Linked DNA regions of Homo sapiens: region 1 is linked to region 2. Evidence: read pairs that join two places in POLR2A ChIA-PET (ENCODE). Cell type or tissue: GM12878. All regions are shown on one strand. Links, peaks and the distances in the headings refer to the core of each region. The heading gives the core; the rest is flanking DNA.

What was found. Peaks named below come from ENCODE experiments on the same cell type or tissue, not always from the same donor. Only the 100,000 strongest peaks of a DNase experiment are listed, where the experiment ranks them.
Region 1: POLR2A ChIA-PET joins it to region 2 with 5 read pairs; 1 of 35 experiments calls an interaction of 5 or more read pairs at or near these places.

What each region holds. Positions count from the first base shown.
Region 1 is chr2:62,341,634-62,347,020 of GRCh38, forward strand. No RefSeq gene overlaps it. Among named protein-coding and RNA genes, the nearest start is that of MIR5192, 140 kb to the left of the region's middle. In GM12878, for the core only: a CTCF peak has its summit at 1,746 (motif pointing right); a DNase peak (open chromatin) is centred at 3,008; H3K27ac peaks cover 3,503 bases.
Region 2 is chr2:64,176,990-64,182,376 of GRCh38, forward strand. No RefSeq gene overlaps it. Among named protein-coding and RNA genes, the nearest start is that of LINC00309, 26 kb to the right of the region's middle. RefSeq lists an enhancer at 2,832-2,931. In GM12878, for the core only: no CTCF peak of the experiment used is centred there; a DNase peak (open chromatin) is centred at 3,022; H3K27ac peaks cover 1,152 bases.

The sequences.
Region 1 (5,387 bases), core at 100-5,099, 1.8 Mb before region 2:
GATTGCAGTGGTGCAATCACAGCTCACTGCAGCCTCAACTTTCTGGGCTTAGGTGATTTTCCCTTCTCAGCCTCCTGGGTATCTGGGACTACAGGTGTGTGCCACCATGCCTGGCTCATTTTTTGTATTTTAGTAGAGATGGGGTTTCGCTATGTTGCTCAGGCTGGTCTTGAACTCCTGGGCTCAAGTGATCCACCTGCCTTGGTCTCCCAAAGTGCTGGGATTACAGGCGTGAGCCACATCTTGGTTAGAAGTTTGTTCTTTTGTTTTTTTGCCCTCCTTTGTAAGACAGCCCTATCCTGATAAATTATCAGGATACAGGCTTAGGGATTGGGTGAGTTTACCAATGAGATTGCAAGAATGCTAATTAAATTATCCCTTTCCCAGGAGCCTCTGCTTCCTGAGGCTGCCCCACTCCCAGCCAGCAAATGCAAATGGACTTAACTGCAGTAAACTTTTGTTTACTTGGGGATGTTGGTTACATTTTCAACTGCAAAGATTTATAACCAAAGTTAAGGGGTTATAAAAAGACCTCAGTGTCCTATTTATTATAACGTGAAAAGTAAATATCCAGACTACTTTATTTGCAATAGCAAAAGTTTGGAAATAACTAACTTGCCCATTAAAATAGGATTGATGAAATGACTTCTAGTACATCCACAGGACAGCATACTATGGAGATATGAAAAAGGAATGATACAGAAGCTTTCCTTTTTACTTTTAAGTTATATTTTTTGCATAATAATCTACAAATAGAATACTGTATAATGAAAAGCCTCCCTTCTATTCTGTCTCCCAGCCACCAAGTTCACCTTCTGACAGGCAACCAGCATGACCTATTTCTTCTGTAACCTTTTAAAGACATTTCATTCACATAGAAGCATTTATAAGGATAGTCAGCCCAGTATTTTGAGGCTGGGCTCAAATGCCTCTGGCTTTTTTCATTTACTGTTTTCATTTGTTCAGGAAACACTTACCGAGCACCTACTATGTGTCAAGCACTCTTTTAGGCATTTGGAATTTGGTAGTGAACAAAACAAATACATTTCTTGCCCTCCTGGAGCTTACATTTAAAAAAATTTTTTTTTTTTCCAAGACAAGGTCTTGCTCTGTCACCCAGGCTGGAGTGCAGTGATGTGAACACTGCTTGCTTCAGCCTCGGCCTCCTGGGCTCAAGTGATCCTTCTGCCTCAGCCTTCCAAGTAGGTGGGACTACAGGCACCCACCACTACCCCCAGCCAGTTTTTAAATTTTCTGTAGAGACGGGGTCTCACCATGTTGCCCAGGCTGGTCTCAAACTCCTGGGCTCAAGCAATCCTCCCTTCTTGCCCTCCCAAAGTGCTAGCATTACAAGTGAGCCACTGAGCTGGCCACACTTACATTTTTGTGGGATATAAATAAACAAGTGATATATAGTGATAAGTGGTAAGTGCTATGGAGCAAAACAGGGTAAGGGGATAGATGTGTGTGCATGTATGCATGTGTGTGTGGCGAGGGTGGTGGTGAATGGGATGTGGATATTTTATGATAGGGTGGTGTGGAAGACCAGAATATGCCACCCCAAAATATGAAGGATTTTTGAGCTAAAGACAATTAAGAAGAAGCAGATACAGGAAAGCTCTCTGCCCTCCTTCTATTTGCCTAAAAGCAGGACATAGATTTACAAAGGCAAAAGATATCCTACCCTGCTACCCTTCTTCCAGGGAAAACAAAGATTAGCACTGAAGGTCTAACTTTGGACCCTTATCAGCCTGGAGATGTCACCAGAGGAAGCCACATGAACAGGCCTTACTAGCCAGGCTGTTTCTGCCATTTATTGGCTTTCTCACAAGTTGCTGCCCCTAGAGACTCAAAATCCTTTTCCTTTGCCTTGTCACTTCTCTAAATATTCATTGTTCTTTGTTGACAATGCCACATAAGCTAGAATTCAAAGCCACCTTTTTGAGAACTACTCATTCTCTGGGTGTGTTCCATGTATACATTAAATATACATGTTAAACTTCAGTTTGTTTTTATCTCATCTTTTGCTACAAGGGTCTTTTCCAATCAAAAACCTATGAGGGTTGAAGAAAAAATTATTTTTATTCTCCTATAGTGGTCAGTGAAAGATTTGCCAAGGCCTGAAGAAAGTGAGAGAGTGAGCCAGGTTTCTTCTGCTTTGAATCCAGATATCTGGATTTGAACCTTCAAAGCCTTCAAACCCTCCACGTGGAGCGGAAGGAACTTGCTCTGAGGAACAAAGCAGTTATGGTTGAAACTGAGTGAATATATCTTGGAGATCTTCTGTATCATGAGAACTTGCTCATTCTTTTTACACCTGCATCTTATTCCATTGTATGTGTGCACCACGGCTGAATTAAGCAGGCTGTTACTAATGGAGATTTCTAAGACATCTGTTCTTTTGTGATTGCAAACAATATTGCAGTGAGTAACCTTATCAGGTGGTTCTTTGCAATATGCAAATTTCTGTGGAATTAATTCCCAGAAGTGGAATTGCTAGGTCAAAGGTATGTGTGCCTGTATTTTCATATAGATTTTGCCAAACTGTAACTAACAAAGAAGGTGAACTATTTTTGGTCTGCTGCCAACTATATATTGATTTTTTTTTTTTTTATTTGAGACAGAGTTTTGCTCTTGTTGCCCAGGCTGGAGTGCAATGGCGCAAACTTGGCTCACTGCAACCTCCGCCTTCTGGGTTCAAGCAATTCTCCTGCCTCAGCCTCTCGAGTAGGTGGGATTACAGGCCCCCGCCACCATGCCCGGCTAATTTTTTGTATTTCTAGTAGAGATGGGGTTTCACCATGTTGGCCAGGCTGGTCTCGAACTCCTGGCCTCAAGTGATCTGCCCGTCTCAGTCTCCCAAAGTGCTGGGATTACAAACATGAGCCACCGCACCTGGCCAATTCATTATTCTTTAAGTAAATACGTATTGAGCACCTACCATGAACCAGGTACTAGTCTAAATGCTGACAGTTGAGAATTGGAACAGAAACCACAACTTGCCAAGCATATCCTGACTCACAGAACAGATTGACTGTGCCAGACCAGTCATGCCAGAAGCTATGACGTGCTTCATACACTATCAAAACTCAATACTCAACACCGATTTGTTCAGACCCATGATCCCAAGGTGAGACCACTGACAATTCCATTAATTATCTAGTTTTCAAAATCTAACCAATCCTTGCAAAGAGCACCCTCTAAATAACATCTGGGACAAAATATACCCATTAGTGAAGACCATTTGACTTTGGGTAGTGCAATAGGAAGAACATTCATTAATGAGAAAGGTCTCAAAAAAGAGGAAACAAACTTGCATTTTTTTTTTTTTTTTTGAGATGGAATCTCGCTCTTTCACCCAGGCTGGAGTGTAGTGGTGCCATCTTGGCTCACTGCAACCTCTGCCTCCTGGGTTCAACTGATTCTCTTGCCTCAGTCTCCCGAGTAGCTGGGACTACAGGCGCCCACCAGCATGCCCAGCTGATTTTCGTATTTTTAGTAGGGATGGGGTTTCAGCATGTTGGCCAGGCTGGTCTCAAACTCCTGACCTGAGGTGATCCACCCACCCGGACTTCCCAAAATGGTGGGATTACAGGCATGAGCCACTGTGCCCAGCCCAAACTTGCATTTTGATAAAACAAGGGTGTCATTGAGGAAGAGTGGAGGCAAGTCTCATCTTGGACATGTCAGGTGAGGTGGTCCTTTGTAGTTAGCCTTTTCTCTGAACATAAGGGTGGTGGGATTTCCTAACCATTAAAAAGGTGCTATCTCGGCCGGGCATGGTGGCTCATGCCTGTAATCCCAGCACTTTGGGAGGCCTAGGCAGGCAGATCACGAGGTCAGGAGTTCGAGACCAGCCTGGCCAACATGCTGAAACCTTGTCTCTACTAAAAACACAAAAAAAATTAGTCGAGTATGGTGGTACGCTCCTGTAGTTCCAGCTACTCGGGAGGCTGAGGCAGGAGAATCGCTTGAACCTGGGAGGGGGAGGTTGCAGTGAGCCTAGATCGCACTACTGCACTCCGGCCTGGCAACAGAGCAAGATTCTGCCTCAAAAAAAAAAAAAAAAAAAGGTGCTATATAGCTTTGGGCTTTGGAGTTTTTTTTTTTTTAATGACAGCTTGACATATGATTCACATATTATACAATTAACTCATTTAGAGTGTACAATTCAATGGTTTTTGGTATATTCTTGGTAAATTTATGCGACCATCACTAGGATTAATTGTAGAACTTTTTTCTTTTGTGTCTTTCTTTCTTTTTTTTTTTTTTTTTTTTAGACAGAGTCTGCAACATGTGCCTCCCGAGTTCATGCCATTCTCCTGCCTCAGTCTCCGGAGTAGCTGGGATTACAGGTGCCCGCCACCACGCCTGGCTGATTTTTGTATTTTTAGTAGAGACAGGGTTTCACCATGTTGGCCAGGCTGGTCTCAAACTGCTGACCTCATGATCTGCCTGCCTTGGCCTCCCAAAGTGCTGGGAATACAGATGTGAGCCACTGCGCCCGGCCAATTGTAGAACATTTTCATTACCCTCAAAAGAAACCTCATACCAATTAACTGTCATTTTCCATTTTCCCATTGCCTATTCCTAGGCAATTGCTAATCTGTTCTTGCCTCTATAGATTTGCCTCTTCTGGACATTTCATATAAATTGAATTATTCATTATGTGATCATCTTTTGTGACTGATTTCTTTCACTTTGCATAATGTTGTCAAGGTCTATCCATTCTAGCATGCATCAATACTTCATTTCTTTTTATTGCTGAATTATACTCCATTGTATACCATATTTTGTTTATCCATTCATCAGTTGGTGGACATTTGGGTTGTTTCTACTTTTTCGTTATAATGAATAATATTGCTAATAAACATTCAGGTAAAAATTTTTGTGTGAACATATGTTTTCAATTCTTTTGGCCATGGACCTAGGAGTGGAATTGATAGATCCAATAGTAACTCTATGTTTAATCTTTTGAGGAACTGCCGAACTATTTTCCAAAGCAGCTGCACCATTTTACATTTCCACCAGCAATATGAGGGTTGCAATTTCTCCATATTTTTTGCCAACACTTGGGTTTTTAAACATTTTTTATTACAGTGTAGGGGCAGAAAGGTGTGATACTTTTCCTCACCCATCATAAGGCACATGGCCAACACTCTGATAACAAAAGACAGGTTAACAAGAGAAAAGCATAACAAATTTATTTAATCAAAGTTTTATGTGACACAGGAGCCTTCAGAAATGAAGGCCCAACAACTTAGGGAAAACCGTTTATTTTTTGCTTAGGTTTGATTAAGAAGGGACTGCCTTATAGAAATGTGATTGGACAAAGAGGTACAAGTGAATAGGAATAGACTGAGGGGGAAAACCCAGCAAGGCCTGTC
Region 2 (5,387 bases), core at 210-5,209:
CTTCAAAACTTACAACAGATCTTAGAGTTCCTTTTTGGTTGTTATAGTTTCACACAAAATCTGGGCAAATTATAAATCTGCCCTCTATGGTTTGCAATGAGACCAGTGGTGGGAAAGAACTTGGTATGAGGCAGTGTTTAACAAAGTAGCCTTGCTCAAGCCAACAAAACGTAGAAGTAGTTGGGAAGAGAGATGGAGAAAAGTTGAAGAAAGGTTAAAGTTGGCTCATAATTAGATACAGTTTTACAACATAAAACATGAAAAACTTGCTCTAAATAGACTCCTAGGCCCTTTTAAAGCATGGCCTGTGACTTTTACTGGAAAAAAAAGTTCCTTAAATTATTACAGCCAGTAGTTCTCTTACCCTAGCCCTAAGCTCGAGTTGTCTCCTAAAGCAGAAACTCCAAATTGGCAGCTCTACAGATTGCATGGAATGGGCTTGTGCAATCTTTTAAAACTTAAAAAAAAAAAAAAAAGCCTATCTAAATGTTTTCAGATGGGGCTTATCACAGTTTCTAATCATCTCTCCTTATCTGTCTCCCAGCCTTCCTTCACTTATTGATGCTACATGCCTCAATCTAGAAGGCATGTGAGCTTCCAGCTCCTGCAGAGTCATGATTTCTAGGACAGATTTCAAAGGGATTGGCTGGTCCTGAATTTCCACATGGAAATCAACAGAGACAAGGGGCATGAACCTTCCCAATTCAATTTTCTACTCATCTGACCCCTTCCCTCCCAGCTCATTCCTGAAAGTTCTTTATGGATAAACTTGTTGTGTGGCATTCTGACAACGGCTACGTTTACCTTCTAAGAATTAAGACCTGAATTGCTCAAAAAACCAAGTGCTGAAACCATACAATTTCACCTTTGTCAAATGTGACATGCATTTTGTAAATGAAAAGTCCTGAGATATAAAGGCTGACTAAGCACCAAAAGAGGGAAACAGAAAACTTAGGATTTGTTCATAAGTAGGCACAGGTGCAATCTCTGCAAATACACTTGAAAATGGGTTAATTGTGTACTTCTTAATTTGTAGGGCTTGAAGTTTTAAAGTGTGGTATTAGGCAAATATTTAATTTCCTAGAGTTTGGAACACACGTGGTATGAAAACTTGAAGGTACTAGAATATGATAAATGATAATGTTTTAGCTATGTTGACAAGCAAAAGCTGGATTTGGTATTTTATGGTAAAGATTGACAAAAATTTGTGGCATAATTTAAAACACCTGGGTGTAGTTAAGGTAGCCATAGATTTATTGAATAGAATCTTCCTTTTTTATGAAGATATGGAGATAAATGGGATTATAGAGTCTAACTTGCTAAAAGGAGACATAAAACCTTGCTCTTTATAAGAGAAGCCTTGTAGGAATTTACATTTGTGAATTTCTCCTGGTGTGCTCAGTTTCCCAGTATGTGTACCTGAATCTGAGGATCTGCCCCATTCCTTTATATCTTCACTATTCTCTTATGCTTTTTCTCAAACTTATATAATTAAAGATGCTTTTGCTTGTATGGGTATTTAAATCAAATTATTGCTTTAAATTAAGTATAAATGTATAATCTTGTTTTCCTAACTCTGGCAATGTTCTGATCTTTGCTTTCACAAACAAAATGCTTGTTTATAGTTTACAGAATAAGATGACTGTAACTAGAGTCTTTGATTTAAAAAAAAGCTTAATTGTTGAAATTAAAGGATCTCACCAAACATATTGAATATTATTCATTTGGAAAACTATATCAATTTACACATAATTACAATTCCAGAATGTGTGCAATCACGCACTTAACATAATTAGGGAAATTAATACAAATCCCAATTCCTCATATACTAATGATGGCTTCTAGAACACATATCTTTCCCATTTTTATCCAACGTATAGTGCATAGAGGCCTGGCCTGTGTAAAAAATGCACTTGTAGAAAAGTATATATTCCCAATTTCAAGGATTCTTTTGAGTACTCAGGAAAGTATATAAAACTATATATAGAGCCTTACAAATCAAAGTAGACAAATACAAATTATTTGTTATATATTTTGAAAGAAAAAGAGGTGAAATACTTGGTTTAAGCTCAGTCATCAAGGGGGAACAGTTTTAGGGGAAAGAGGTTTAAGTTGCACAATTAATATTATCAATGGCACCAATAATAATGATCTGACTCATTTTGGAAAAAATAATGCTGTCTTTGGCCTTGAATTTTAGAATTGCTTGAGTTGTGCTAGTAGAATTTTCTACAATGATGGAAATGCTGTATATTGTGCACTGTCATATATAGTAGTGAACAGCAATGTGTGACTATTGAGCATTTGAAATGTGGCTAGTGCAACTGAGGAACTGGATTTTAGTTTTATTAATTTTAATTAATTTAAGGTTAAATTTAAATAGTCATATATGGCTAGTGGCTACTGTGTTGAACAGTGCAGTTCTAAAGTGTTATTGATAAAACCGCTTTGTGAAATTTCTGTAATTTACTCACTTATTCATGGACACATTTATATATTTTTACGTTCATTTATTCATTCTACAAATATTTATTGATGGCCTTCTTTGTTCCAGGCATTGAGAACATAATGGTGAGCAAAACTGACCAAGGCCCTACTCTTGTGGAATTTATATAGTCTCATGGAATAGATGGATACCAATCAAATAATCACACAGCTGGTAGAAATTAGAAGAACTGAAGGTTGTAAGATTATCCTGTGTGGTGATTTCTGTGAGGAAGTCCAGGCTTTGCAACCTCTTTAAAGTCTTCTGATTTTCCCCCAGGAAATGACCTCTGACCTGAGATCTAAAAGATGTTTGGCTCTACAAAATGGATGGATTTTATCAGTTGACACTACAGAGATCAAACAAGGTTGTAGGAACAAATTTAGATAATTATCATACTGACTACATATGTAAACAAAACAACTGTTTCTCTTTAGAAAGAAGAATATCAGGAGCGTGGTGGCTTAGAATTATTAAAGCTGTCAAAACTGAAAGTTGAACAACTGATCACAGTATAGCCAGGGAGTTTCCAAGTCATTTTGACTCATAGTGTGTAAGGCAGAGGTGCCCTTAAGAGCTTCCTTCTCTGTTATTGAAATAAGGTACAGAAAACACATATACGCACACACGCACACACGTGCGCGTGCGCGCACACACACACGCAGCTGGGTTTAATTAAGAGGAAAGTGGTCAGATGAATTACATTTTCTTAAAGAAATATTTTGAGATGTTCTTGGAAAAATATATCCCTACTGAATAGCTAGGTTTCTGACATAGACAAAATATGTCTCTTGCAAACATGCCATAAAAAACAGCGCTGATCTCTTCCATTCAGATTTTTCCCAGTGCCTTAGGGTTATCCAGGGAAACAGTTGATCTGAGGGTTTAGGAAACAAAGATGTCCAAAATGATCATAAATAGGGATTGAAATCTAGTTTGCATGTAGAATTCCAATCCCCCTGGAAGTTCTAGCTGATAATCTAATTTAACCATGAAATGATATATGATAATTTGAAAATAATTATGTACTTTCAAATGAGAAGCCACTGAAGTACCACAACACTTTCAAATGAGAAGCCACTGAAGTACCACAACACAGAACTAAAGTAGCATGTGACACTCTAATTTTTTTTTTTTTTTTGAGATGGAGTCTCACTCTGTCGCCCAGGCTGGAGTGCAGTGGTGCAATCTCCGCTCACTGCAAGCTCTGCCTCCCAGGTTCACACCATTCTCCCATCTCAGCCTCCCAAGTAGCTGGGACTAGAGGCACCCGCCACCACATCCAGCTAATTTTTTGTATTTTTTAGTAGAGACAGGGTTTCACCATGTTTGCCAGGATGGTCTCAATCTCCTGACCTCGTGATCCACCCGCCTTGGCCTCCCAAAGTGCTGGGATTACAGGCATGAGCCACCGTGCCTGGCCGTGTGACACTCTAATTTTGACTGCTGTAATTTTAATTTGGGGTTGGAGTCAGGGTGGCATGGCCTCCTCAAAACATCCTGATGCTAGTAACATATCCAGGCAGAATATCTAAGACAGATAGACTCTCTTATCTTCAAAAGTGTGCAAAAACTATTTTGAGCACCTCTCCCACTGTAATATTTCATGAATCTGCCCAGTTTTTATGGAATGCTGCCAGGTGGCTGAACTCTATCCTTCACCCTTTCTTCTCCCTTCTTGGTATGCCTGAGAGTATGTGAATTAAGTGACATGCGTAATAACTATAACAAAATTTTATTGCATTCAATAGAAATCACTACATAACACACCTGAATATTCTGGGGATATGTGCTACATAGAGCCAGTGAGAACTCTTGGGTCGACGCAGTATTGGATGCTTTTGTCTCACCCACACGAGACAAGTTGATACCATGTCTTTCCCTAGGCCTATGTGTAAAATCTCCATGAGTGATAGGAGTGATAGGATGCTGCTCCATGAGTCCACATCTGCAGATCCCCTGAAGCTTCTGAACGTTATCGATTGTACTGAATTCAATTTTCTTTCAAACACACACAAATTGTTTTCATTAGGATATGTGCTCAGTCCTTGCCCAGAGGTAAGCATTGCCTCTAGGCAAGTCCCTGGGTTATTACCCTGTGTTCACCCTTTCTGACTTGTGGCTTTACATTAAAGAGATCTTGTTGAGTAGGCTTGTGTGTATGGAGCGGGAGGCAGGGAGATTCAGTTCATTTCACTCTGGTGGTCACTAATGTCCTTCCAGGCCCAAACCATTATCATACATTCTGTAGCCACTTACATGTGTACATGTAAATGACTTGTGGAAGTCCTACAGGTAAGTTAGCTTGTAGAATATTTTAACTTTTTTTTTTTTTTTTTGAGATGGAGTCTCGCTCTGTCGCCCGGGCTGGAGTGCAGTGGTGCGATCTCAGTTCACTGCAAGCTCTGCTTCCCAGGTCCACACCATTCTCCTGCCTCAGCTTCCCAAGTAGCTGGGACTACAGGCGCCCGCCACCGCGCCCGGCTAATTTTTTGTATTTTTAGTAGAGACTGGGTTTCACCGTGTTAGCCAGGATGGTCTTGATCTCCTGACCTCGTGATCCACCTGCCTCGGCCTCCCAAAGTACTGGGATTACAGGTGTGAGTCACCGCGCCCGGCCTTAACTTTTTATAATGCAAAATTTCAAACATATCCTAAAGCAGACACACTGGTGTAATGAAGTTCTATGTACTGCCATCACTCAGCTTTCACATGATCAACTCATGGCCAGTCCTGTTTCATTCACAGCCCCACCTATTCACCACTTTCTGTATTACACAACAAGTCTTCACTTAACTTCATCCATAGGTTCTTGGAAACTGAGAAACAATGTGTAAGAAAACCAATTTTGTCATAGGGTAATTGATATATAAACAAGAGTTACATCCCTAAAAATGGAACT